Linked DNA regions of Homo sapiens: region 1 is linked to region 2. The links are chromatin contacts, found by Hi-C in ENCODE. All regions are on one chromosome and are shown on one strand. The core of a region is the stretch at or near the end of the contact, and the rest is flanking DNA. Distances in the headings are between cores, read along the strand shown. Region 1 holds the start of IL1F10 (interleukin 1 family member 10). Region 2 holds the start of SLC20A1-DT (SLC20A1 divergent transcript).

Region 1 (6,213 bases), core at 1,216-3,715, 420 kb before region 2:
AAGAAATTCAATGCTGGTCCAGTCCAGCTGGATCCCATGGGCCCTAGAAACCTCCCATTCTGGCACAGCCAAAATGTACAGTGTCTTTCCCAAAGGCTCCCCTATTCGGCTCCCTCCGCCTGGGTTCTGATAGATTGTGATGAAGTGAGTAAGGGTAGGAAGCTAGCGTCTGGTCCATCAGAGAGCCTGGGTCTTGGTGCTGAACCTCTGCTGTGTGCCAAGCCCCTCCCAGTGTGCCACATGCCTCACCCCCAAAGCTTCCCCTCCCTATTTTCCTCAAATGACTTTTCACTGAACTTCAGTCTATATCCCTCTTTTCTTCCTCTCATTTCTCCCTGGACATGGCATCTGGCTCTCAGACCTCCGCAATTCACCTGTCCTGGCTCAAACACTGCCATCAGCTAAACTTGGGCTTTCCCCATGTTCTTTTGCACAGCACCCTGTCCTATCCTTCATCATTCTCCTGCACAGTATCTATGTGGGATGTTCTGTCCAAGACCAATATTAACTTCTGTGGAGCAAGATCCAGAGATTCTTTTGATTCCTTTGATATTTAGTCATTGCCTCCTTGGAACCCTTGACATTGAATGACTCCCTTCACACCTCTTTCTCCCACTGTAGATTTCACCTCCTTCTGGGGCCACCCCTAAGGCTAACAAGGTCCTAAGCACTTCTATTTCACATCATATTAAGCTGCAATTCATTGACTTCTACAGCTGCAATGATTATCTTGGGCTAATGGCTCCCAAATGTAGACTGCACATCCCACTTTACCTCCTGCAGCCTACAGGACAGCCCACTTTGGACATCCTGCTGATATCCAACCAAATATATTTAAGGTTAAGTTAATTATCTTCTCCTCCCAGCCCACACATTCCTCCCAATTTCATTTCTCTCACTGTCATAATATTCCTCTCACCAGTGATATTCAAAACCTGAGACTCATTGACAATATCTCCTACTTCTCCTGACTCAGTGTCTAACTTATCAAGTCCCTACAGGTTATTTCTTTAAAATATAACTTTGTGTTTTTAATTGCCATTACTACTGTACTTGTATTCCCGGTTTTTCTGCCTTTCATTCATTCCAACCTATGTGAGGAATGTGGACCCACGTTCTAAAGATTTTTTTCACCACATCCCTGCCCAGCTCTAGAATCTACAGTGACTGACTGTTTTGTCACCGTCTGGCACTGATTTTCTTGTGTGATAGCATCTCACTTCTCCATGGACACTAAACCACACCTCCTGGCGACATAATTCCTTTCTTATCTTCTCAGTGGACGTACTCACAGGTGTCCCATTGTTCTCCCTGCCTCAAAAGTCATCCCTTCTCATTGTCATCCATTCAGATCTTTTGATATTAAGATCACTGGAGATAGTATCAGTATAGATGGGTTCAGTATCTAGTTCTATCAAATTAATTACCAGTGTAGAGTTACAGCTTAGACATACAGGGTTATGTCTTTTAACCTCCAACCCTCAGTTTCAGCACTATACATTCATGGGATTAGATTATGTGGTTATGAAGGTTCTTTCTAGGCCAAACTATTTATAATTCCATGACTCAGAGTTTAATGAATCTTTCCCTTACTATTGTAACTCTACTCTGAACTCCTATTAAATTTTACTGTATTATTTATTGTTGTACATAAAGATATTTGTTTCCCTTATAAAAGTTTATAAGATCTTGAAGTCATGAAGCATGGCTTACAGCTCACTTGAAGCTCTCTCCAACCACCCTAATTGAACTACCCTGGTCCTTGTGGCCAGGACATAGAAACACACAGAGCAGACTTTGAATAGAAAGGCTGAGTCCTAGACCTAGCTCTGCTACCAATTTATTTTGCCACCTTTTATCCCTGGGCCTTCAACTTATCAACATTGGATGGAAAGATTGAGTAAGGTATCTTTCAAAACTGTTTTAAGTTTCACAATAAAATTTTATGCAGAATTCTAATGATTGTAAAAAGGATAAAGGGCAGCTGCTTTGCTGACACAGGAAGCAATGGAGACTTTGGAACCCTGCTAGTATTTCTCTTGCCTACAAAGAAGACACTGAGGAGCTACCAAGGAGCACAAAAAAAAAAAAAACGAAAACAAAAAATCTCTTAAGCTTCCACCAAACACGGTTTGAATACCATTGGCCCAGATGGTTTCTTTTGAGATTACTTTCTAAAGTCAGTTGTTCTAAGTAGTTCAGAAATCTTGATTTGGCTTAACCTATTCCTTCTCCTCAAATCTCTTTATGTGCTCCTAAATGTTTTTGATGTCCCATCATGTCATATGAGGGGACTACCTTGTTACCTAGACAGCTTGCCAGGAGGAGTGAAGGGATAGAGGGCATACCAGAGATATTGACAGGAGAGAGTAGAAAAGAAAGAAAAGAGAGAGAGAATATTGCCTGTCCATCACTGACCTGCAGATCCTGAGTTCCTGGAACCCTGATCCCTGGAGACTCCAACTGATTTCTCCAGGGCATTGCGCTGTGTTTATACCGTCTGGTACAGGTGGGTCAGGCCTGCACCAATCTCTATAATTGGCTGCAGGACATGAAGGAAGAAGAGCCTGGGCATTTCACAATGTCTTTGGTACAGCATGAATAATAAGATGGTGGGAACATTAAGGAGCATTTGTTGAAGGGGGAGAGAGTCATCCATAAAGCCTTGGCAGAAATAAGGTATGGGGCCCCTGCTCTGTACTGACTGTCGTTGACTATGTTATTAGTGGGTTTGCAGCCAGATAAACAGTGCTGGGGTCAGACATCTTTGGTGCCCCGTGGGGCTCCATCCTAGGCTTGAAGAGGTGGTGAATACAAGAGAAAGTATGTCTGGCAAGCCCAAGGACAGAACAAATTCTGATGCCGGAATCCAGGCTGTGGCCAGACAGCCAGAATAAGAGAAGGGGCTGATAGCACTGTGAGTGTGACTCTGTTTGGAAAGACGAGAAGGGAGTCTCTGCTTTTCAGTGGGTTTAATTAGTTGGTACCAGCTTGATGGGACAGAACATCTAGGGAAACCCAACTGCAAAGATATTGACCTCAGATTCACCCTGAGACTGAGCAGACATCATGTGCCATGGACTGCTAGGAAATATGATAGTGTGAGTAGAGCACAGAGGAAAGAACACTCAGGTCTCTAATTGACATTACTTGACTCAGTCCATCCATCCATCCATCCACCCGGCCACCCATCTGTCCATCTATCTACCCATCTGTCCATTCTTCCATCCATCCATCATCCATCCAACCATCCATCCACCCATGTGCCCATCCATCCACCCTTCTGTCCACCCTTTCATCCATCCATTCATCCATCCATCCATCCATCCATCCATCCATCCCTCCATTACAAGCGTGGAGAAGCTTAGGTGTAATGTTCTCTGGAAACTAACAACCTTATTATAATTCTCCCTCTTTGGTCATTTGCAAAGTTCCACCAAGGGCTTCTTGAGGAAGTGGGATAGGTGGGTCTAAGACTCAGATGCCTGCAGGATGAGAAATGAGAAAAGATGGGCAGAAATGGGACCAGATTTCTGCTTTCTAAGGCCAGTGATCATTCTTCTTCCACTCTCCCAATCTCTCACCCTTCTATGGGAAGGCTTAAAGCATGAGTTACTATGTCAGGCAACCAATGAGTGTTTACCCAGCATTTACACTGCTGTGTGACACAGACATTCAATACACAGTCCTTGTTGTTAAGTAGTTTCACAGTCTAGCTGAGGAACTAAGTCATAAACACTTGAAAAGATAATTAAGAAGACCAGACTCTCTAAGCTGTGGGCCAAGGACATGTTGGAAACAATAGTGGCAGATAAGCTCCTTGGGCAAAAAAAAAATCTTAGAATTGAAAGGACTTTAGGCCAGGCATGGTGGCTCATGCCTGTATCCCAACACTTTGGGAGGCTAAGGCAGGCAGATCCCTTGAGGTCAGGAGTTCAAACCAGCCTGGCCAACATGGTGAAACCTCGTGTCTACTAAAAATAGAAAAATTAGCCAGGCATGGTGGCATGCACCTGTAGGCCCAGCTACTTAGGAGGCTGAGGCAGGGGAATCACTGGAACCTGGGAGGCAGAGGTTGCAGTGGGCCAAGATGGCACCACTGTACTCCAGCCTGGGCGACAGAGTGAAACTCCATCTCATAGACATGGAATCATAGTTTCCCTCCAATTGGAGAAATCTGTGCTATGGCATCCCTGAGAAATTGGTTAATTAGGCTCTGCCTTAACATCTCCAGGGTCAGGGACCACACAACCTCTTGAAGAAACCCTATCAATGTTTGTGGTCCTTGTGGTTAAAATATGGGGGTCATATAGGAAAAACAGCCTCCACATAATTTGCACCCATTGGTTCTGCTTGTGTGTTCTGGAATTACACAGAACAAGCACATTCTTCTACTTGGCAAGCCTTTAAGTGCTTGAAGAGGGCTCCCTGTGCATTGCTTTTTTCAGGATAATACCTCCCACATCGTAGCCTCTTCCCTACAGCCTGCCCTTGGAACATTCTCTGTTCCTCGATGTCTGCAATTTGTACAAACCCCACATGATGTGAGTATTGCATCTCTGTAAATACAGGTCCAGGCCAGTGATTTATACCAAAATTGCAGAAATCTAAAGCCACTAACTCTTTTTCACTTGTAGAGTCATGATGTCCAGCCTGTACATTCCTGAAGGAGGCATTTTATATTCCTTCTTTTACTACTGACTTGTGTCGGCTCATCATGGCTAAAGCTCTTCTGAGTTCTGTCATCCTACAAATGAGGAAGCAACAAATTCAGGCTGGAGAAACCTTCAAGAATGAGGTGGAATTTAAGCTGCTCCCTTAGAGGTGGGCCTGTTTAGATGGGTGGAGGAGAAGGAGAGAATATTCCAGGGTGGAGAAATAGTTTCTACATTATATACTCATTGGGTTTCCATTATGTGCCAAGCATTATGCAAGGTGCTAAGAGACAAACTTATATGTCCCTAACCTTAAGGTCATCCCAGGGGCCACAGACTCCAAGTTAAGGTACTACAGTGCAGGGAGGTGCATACAAACATTGCCAGATCAGATAGCTGGGGGTGTCTCAACTCAGTAAAAGCTTCTTGGAGGAGGTGACATCTTAGCAGGGTATTGAAAGATGAGAGATTTATCTAGGCAGAGAGGATGGATGGAGGACCCAAAAGCAGAGGGAGCAGCACAAGACTGTGTCTGGGCCCATGGACAAAGAGAGTGTGAACAGGGTCTGAAACACAGCCTAGCATCCGGAGCTCATGTTCTTGGCAGCCCTGAGAGGCCTGGGGTAGGAGCTGTGCTGCCTGTTGCCTGAGGACTTCAGCTGAATCTGGGCTGGAGCTGTGAGGTCCATAGAGGCAGCCTTGTCTGTCCTGGCCACCTCCTTGCCAGTGCCTCAGTGGACTCTCAACCACCAAGCTGGTCCAACAGGTGAAGTGCAGGTGGAATACCTGGGGCTCAGATATGGGCTCCTCCTCTGGCTTCTGCTCCCATTCCCCAGGGTTTGGGTGGGGACACTGGAGTTCATTCCTGGCACATAGGACAAGAGGATCTCAATCTTGCAGAACCAGATGACTCAACAAATGCTGTATTATTAGCTTTTAAATAGAATATTTGGGTAAATGAAGGATAGTTGTTCATTGTGAGAAAGAAAATAAAAAATATTGGAGAAAATTGCAATAATAAAACAAATGCATTTGTTTCTCTTTCTCTGCATATTATTTATCTATTGCTGCATAACAAGTTAGACCAAAACTGAGCAACTTAAAACAACAAACATCGATTATCTCACAGAGTCTCTGCTTCTAGGTTCACTAATGTGGCTGTGGGCAGGAGACTTCATTTTTTACCACGTAAGTCTCTTTATAGGCCTGCTCATAGCATGGCAGCTAGCTTCCCCCAGAGCGAGTGAGCCAAGATAGATTGGGGGCGGTGGGTGGCAGAGAGAGAGGGCTCAAGTAGAAGCTGCAGTGTCTTTTATAACCTAATCTTGGAAGTGGCATGCCATCACTTCTGCCATATTCTATTGGTCACAAAGACAACTTTGGTACATTGTGGGAGGGGACACACACAGAATGTAAACACGAGGAGACAGGGATCATTTTAGCAGCTGTATTAGTTTCCTAGAGCTGCTGTAACCAATTATCCTTGGTGGCTTAAAACAGCCGAAATTTATTCTTTCTTCGTTCAGGAGGCTGGAAGTCTGAGATTAAGGTTTCAGCA
Region 2 (5,942 bases), core at 2,870-5,369:
AATGGCTGCCTGAAGTTTTTTTGGGGGGCGGGCCAAAAACTACCTTTAACTGGTTCTTTTCAACTATTCTGAGAAATTGGAGTCAAGTCACTATGGGAGGCAGAGTCCTCATCTAGAAGCTTATAAACTGGTTATGATAATCAGCACGGCAGAGACCCATTTAACTGGCAGCTTAGTTAAAAAAGCCACAGGGGACACTGTCTTGAACTCCAAGTTTACGTATTATATTAGCCTGAATATAACAGTGGTTTAAACAAATAATGTGTATACAGCTACACAAAACCACGCAAAATAAATTTCCTTATTTTTTTGCTCCCAGTTTCTCCTACTTCTTGGCACATCATAGTATTCAATTTTTCCTTCCTGACTGCCCTCTTGAGTATTAAAAACTCGCTTTCAGAGAACTCCACAACATACAAGAAATGCACAGAACAAAGAGCTTTTTAAAATTTTCCAAGGCCGCATACCTATACACCAATCACATCTGCAAAAGTACCACTGGGTTTGAAATCGATTGGGTGTGCTCCATGAAAGGTCTTCATACGGGGGAGAAAGGTTACCTTATGGAGGATGAATGCACGAACCAGGAAGAATAAAATTCCAGACATAATTCCAGAAAGCAGTGGGGACACGAACCAAGACATCACTGGAATAGAACACATTAAGAAAAAATATCAAATAATGAAAATCAGAAACCAAAAACCACTTTAAATGTTTAAGAGTTCAAAATTCTTGGGTCTGTCCCTCGACGTTAGAACACATCCTCCCATACCTAATGCCATGGTAACATATGACGAAAACGAAAATTAAGAAGCCGTTTGGAATTAAACATACCAATTTTTATCAGTTCAGACCACTTGACACCCTCCTGCCCCTTTGCCACGAGGGAGAAACCAATAGTTGCACCAACAATACAATGGGTTCCAGAAATAGGGAGCTTCAAAAACGAAGCCACGAGTTGCCACACAGCAGAACCTGAAACATAGTAAAGTTTTATTAAGTAAATATCAAAATTCCATTATGTAAGTGGCACATTCAGAAAGGTTAATCGGAAAGGTTATGCACAAAAATGGAACCACCCATGATACAAATTTGCTCACCCACCACGAAGAGGACAAAACATAAAAAGAACTTACCAAACATAGCACTGACTGAGCCGGCCATCAGCAGCCCTTGAGTCGAGTTGTACATCTCCACGTCAATCAAGCCCTTCCGGATGGTTTCGCTCACTTTGGCCCCCAGTAAGACAGAGCCCACTGTTTCAAAGATGCTAGCTAGGATGCAGGCTTGCTTCAGGGTCACTACACCTGAGCCCACAGCTGTACCAAAAGAATTTGCTACATCATTGGCTCCCACGGAGAATGCCAAGACAAATGCAATAATGAAGCCCAGGATGAGCATCCATAGGTAGTCCACCAAAGGACCAGAAGCGGCGGTAGCAGCTGTAGTACTGGTAATCAGCGTTGCCATTCTCTGGAGTAGTGGTTGTTTAGTAAGAGAACTACTGAGCGCCTTTCAAGATGTGTAAACAGAATATGAGGTATCAAAAATGCTATAATAAATAATATATATTATATAAAATTAAATACTGTAAACTACGGCACAGAAACCGAGCTGGGGAGTTACTGCTATACGCTGCGTATGGGCATCTGTTGTCTGGGGTTTCTTTGGCTCAGGAGGGCTAAAAGCACGGAGCAGAATTCCATGGCGGAGAAGAGAAAGGACGCAAGTTCATCCTGCGGGGGAGGGGGGAAATAACAATAGCTGCGTGCCCCTGGGGGGCCAGTGGGGCACCCCGCTCTACCCACGCGCCCGGGGTCCCGCAATAGCCTCTGCCGGCTACTCCAGACCCCCATCCCCAGTAGGACGCGCGAGAAGGAGAGGCACGTGGCTCCGGGTCCTCCGCGGCCCGCGCGCGCCCAGCCCAGCCCCTGCGCTGCCAGCCCGCGCGCGCCCTCCGCGCGAAAATCGGAAAAGGGCCGTTCCCGCGCGCGCCGCCCGGGGACCGCCAAAAAGGCCCGCGGGCGGGCAGACGGGCGGAGTGGAGGCGGCCAGCGGCGAAGAGAGAAGCCAGCCGCGCCGCCCACGGCGTCCGCCTCCAGCGCCACGGCGTCCGCGCCCGGCCCCGGGGAGAAGAAAGAGCCTTTACGAGGCGGCGCCACTACTCACCAGGGAAAAGGGAGGGCGGAGCGGGAGACGAGGAGATCGAGGCGACAGCGGCTGGAGCCACGGGCACACGGCCCGGGTCGGCGGCACCGGGGACAGCTCAGCGGGACTCACGACCTTCCCAGGAAGCAGCCGCGGGGGTTTCAGCGGCCGAGAAGAAGAACCACGCAGAGAGCGCCGGCAGCCATCACTCCAGCGGAGCACCCCGCCGGCCCCTACTTATAGCCCGCGCAGCGACCCGCGTGACCCCGCCGCGCCTCGCGCCGGCCCCGAAGCCCCGCCCCCGGCATGACGCAGCCCTCCTCGGCCCGGCGTGCCCAGCCGGGTGAGCCCGACGGTGGCGCTCATTGGCCCGGCCCGCTTCGGCGGCCACGCCCCCAGCGGGGAGCCGGTCCACGTGGGGCGGGACAGCCCCCTCCCTGCGGCCTCGCCCTGGAGTCTCGGCACCGTCTGGCCCCGCCGGCTGATTACAGCCAGAGATCGAGGGGGACCTCGCTGTCCCCCTAGAGGCCGTCATGCGGGGTTACAGAGGCTGCGACCAAAGTCATTCCTAGCTCCTCTCTCGGGGCTCCGGAAAGCCGTCCGCGCCTCCAGCCGCACTTTCAGCGCACGCAGGACCTGCCGCGCCCGGTGGCCACACCCGTCCCTCTGCCGGGTGACGCTGCGGGAGATCTTGCGCCCTGGGGCTCCGGATCCAGTTCTGGCACGTTGTTGCACCTGTGACTTGTCCTTGGCCTGGCACTGTCCCTCGCCTGGGGGAAGCGGGGGGGTGGGGGGGGGATGCTCACGTGGTCGCTTTGCTCCCGCAGTCATGCACTTGGGTGAAAACAGACTGAAGAGTCACGGGAACCAGCTTGTCTCCCCAGTTATGGCGCAGAGCTGCAAGGATGGCTGTGGGTCATTAATTTCTCCGTGGCTGACCTGTGTTTGTAACGCCGCAGCTGTTGCGAGGGGGAAGGACACTGCTTCGGATTCAAATTCTGACTCCTTGCTGCAGTGTGTCACCTTGAGCCAGTCCCAGATCTCTGCGTTCTCACAATTGTAAAATGTTAACAGAGGCTGCCTACCTTGTGGCTGGAATTAAATGAATTAACGTGTGTGAATGTGACTAGAATTCAGTACATGTTCAGGAAAAGCTGATTTCCGCTTTGCTGTTACCGTGAATATTACTGTTTTAGGGTGTAGAAAAGGGTGGAAGGGGATGTTATTGCATCCTGGAAGCTTATCCTTTTGAGGTAAAGATTGATTTCTGGTCCCCTGCGTGGTATATAGTGTAGTTTTGACATTATTTAGATGTGTTATGCACATTTGGGTGTTGATTATATGGCTTACGATCAAGACTAACCAGTCATGCCGTGGGAGATTAAGGTCGTGGTCTCTTGTCAGGATTGTAGTGAGATTTAAAAATTCCAGCCAGAAATACCAGGCTTAGAATGCTCTGAAGCCCTCCCCACATTTTTGCCATCTCTAGCAGGAGGGCACTGCATAGCAGAAACAAAGACGTTGTAAATTGTTGCTGCCTGAGTCATTTATAGAGGCTTAAACAACCTGAATGTCCTCTGACCTACCTGTAACATTTGATGGAGTTGTATGAGTAACTTACAAAGCTGTAGGTCCCAAGGTCGGTCTGAAAAAGAAAGTTCATATCCGGGAGCACTGACCCCGTAGTGTAATCCTGGCACCTTAAAACGTACTGCTCCCTCCACCTTCACTTCAAGGTTATGAAAACATTGAGTAAAAGGGATGATCTGTTCAAAGTCCTTAGTGTTCTGCCAATTTAAAACAGTAATTTTCAAAGCAGTTATTTGCAAGGAAATTGCCTAGAACTTCTCCCAGTGTGCGGTTGTTTTGTGTGTTTGTGTGTGTGTTTTGTTTGTTTGTTTTCAGTCTGTCCACAGGCGTACTTTTATAGGTCTGTGATAGTAGGTAGCTCTTCAAGTTGGCAAACACCTGCTGGACAACCCCTGAGAGATTCATCTGAGTGAGAGAGCACTCTCCAGCCCCATCGGAGTGGGTTTGCAGGGAAATCATAAGGTAGAGATTCAAAGGAATTCCCTTGCGTTGCAAATGAAAACTGTATCTTCAGACTCTGATATAGTGTAATCCTTCCTTTTTAGGAAGAAATCCTTATCTTTCCAACACTGAGATGCTTCTGCCGAAGAGTAGAATGGGAGGTGAGGAATTGGGGTGGGCCCTCACTGCTTTGCCTCCGGATCAGTAGGGTACAGCCCTTGGAGACCAGGATCTTCCTTGGCTGGGACACCTTCGTCCTCCCCTAAGGGAGGAGAGGTAGGGATCTGCCTGTGGAAAGAAGTTACAGTGCCTTTTAAATAGAAATAGGAGGTAGGAGGACCGTCAGTTGTCAGTTCGTGCACAAATGGCATTGTTTCTGGCCTTATCTCTGAATGCTGAGGAAACAGGTCAGAGATCCTAAAGAGAATCTAATCTCTTAGAATCCAGGCATTGGCACAAACCCCCTCTAGCATCTTAGGGAGGTGGTTTGGTGTAGTGGTTAAACACATAGACTGTAAGACCAAACCACCTGCTCTGTCACTCACTAGTCCTGTGACCATAGGCAAATAAATTATCTGCCTCAGTTTCCTGATCTGTAAAGGGGTGAGATTGAGACTTCTAACTCACAGTGCTGTTGTGAGGACCAAATGAATGAATATATGTAAAGCCCTTGTAAAAGGGCTCTTATTCTCTTTGTTCAATAACTAGCTGAAGGCCTGTCATACATAGCCCATGTTTAAAATGAAGTATGTGTCAGATGTCAGGACCACCCTCTTCTCCCTGCCCTCTGATCCAAGCCCTTTCAAATTTCTCCCACGGCTCATAGTGAGGGGACACGCAAAACGGGCTGCTGCCGGAGGAAGAGGAACAGTGTTGTGGCTCATGCCATATGAATGGGCTCACTGGCCTGGCCCAGACCCTGACTGCCCACAGGATCTTTGGTGAGTCACTGTCACTGAGCCTGTGAGCCTAGGGTCCCTCTCCAACCTCACCCTCAGAGAGGACAGAACAAGATGACCTGTGGCATGCTGCAGAACACCATGTTGGGGACTGTGGGTTTAGAGTCCTCTTGGGGACATGTCCATCGTTCACTAATTCGGTGGAGTTGAGCTGCTGAGAGCTAGGAAAGCTACTCTCCCCCCGGATCCCAACCTAGCCCTGTGGAAGACCAGACAAAAGAAGGAAGCAATGACATTTCTGCACTTTTTAGTTCAGAGAGGCACAGTCAAGGAAATGCATTTGAGGTCACTGTTCGATGTACTTGAAGTACTCATCCTGGAAATAGTCTACTTGGAGTAGAGGGAGCTCAAGTGGGCATGGGAACGTTGTGGAACCAGACCAGGAACAAAGGCGGCTTCAGAGGCCGTCTGTGAGGACTTGCATGGGAGCAGGGGCGAGAACATCCAGGGAAGAGAAGGTAGGAGCCTTGGAGTAAAGGAGAACCAGCTCCTCTCCACCCACCAATGCCCTCCCCATCCCCAGATGAATGAGGTAATAATAATACCTGTAGCTGGACATGGTGGCTCAAGCTTGTAATCCCAGCATTTTGGGAGGCCAAGGCGGGTGGATCACCTGAGGACGGGAGTTCGAGACCAGCCTATCAACATGGAGAAACCCTGTCTCTACTAAAAATACAAAAATTAGTTGGGCACGGTGGTGCATGGCTGTAATCCCAGCTACTTGGGAGGCTGAGGCAGGAGAATCACTTGAACCCGGGAGGCGGAGATTGCGGTGAGCCAAGATCGTGCCATTGCACTCCAGCC

The links. A loop is a pair of places that touch in the nucleus more often than their neighbours do. Pooled maps may share reads with other maps.
Region 1: a loop to region 2 is called in a map of PC-9, with 4 times the contacts of the local background. The contact joins the promoter of IL1F10 here to the promoter of SLC20A1-DT in region 2. A Hi-C loop is called at or near these places in 1 of 168 maps with a recorded cell type or tissue (PC-9) and 1 of 50 pooled maps.

The regions. Positions count from the first base shown.
Region 1 is chr2:113,064,222-113,070,434 of GRCh38, reverse strand. It overlaps IL1F10 (interleukin 1 family member 10), which reads right to left and starts at 2,465. Exons shown (of 5, transcript NM_173161.3): 1 at 2,419-2,465. IL36RN (interleukin 36 receptor antagonist) reads right to left here. Exons shown (of 5, transcript NM_012275.3): 5 at 5,691-6,213.
Region 2 is chr2:112,642,357-112,648,298 of GRCh38, reverse strand. SLC20A1-DT (SLC20A1 divergent transcript) reads left to right here and starts at 4,119. Exons shown (of 5, transcript NR_033871.1): 1 at 4,119-4,200; 2 at 4,284-4,340; 3 at 5,006-5,120. It overlaps SLC20A1 (solute carrier family 20 member 1), which reads right to left and starts at 2,360. Exons shown (of 11, transcript NM_005415.5): 1 at 2,170-2,360; 2 at 1,137-1,736; 3 at 835-975; 4 at 561-646. The coding sequence starts at 1,470. RefSeq lists silencers at 1,113-1,407, 1,869-2,698 and an enhancer at 5,338-5,942.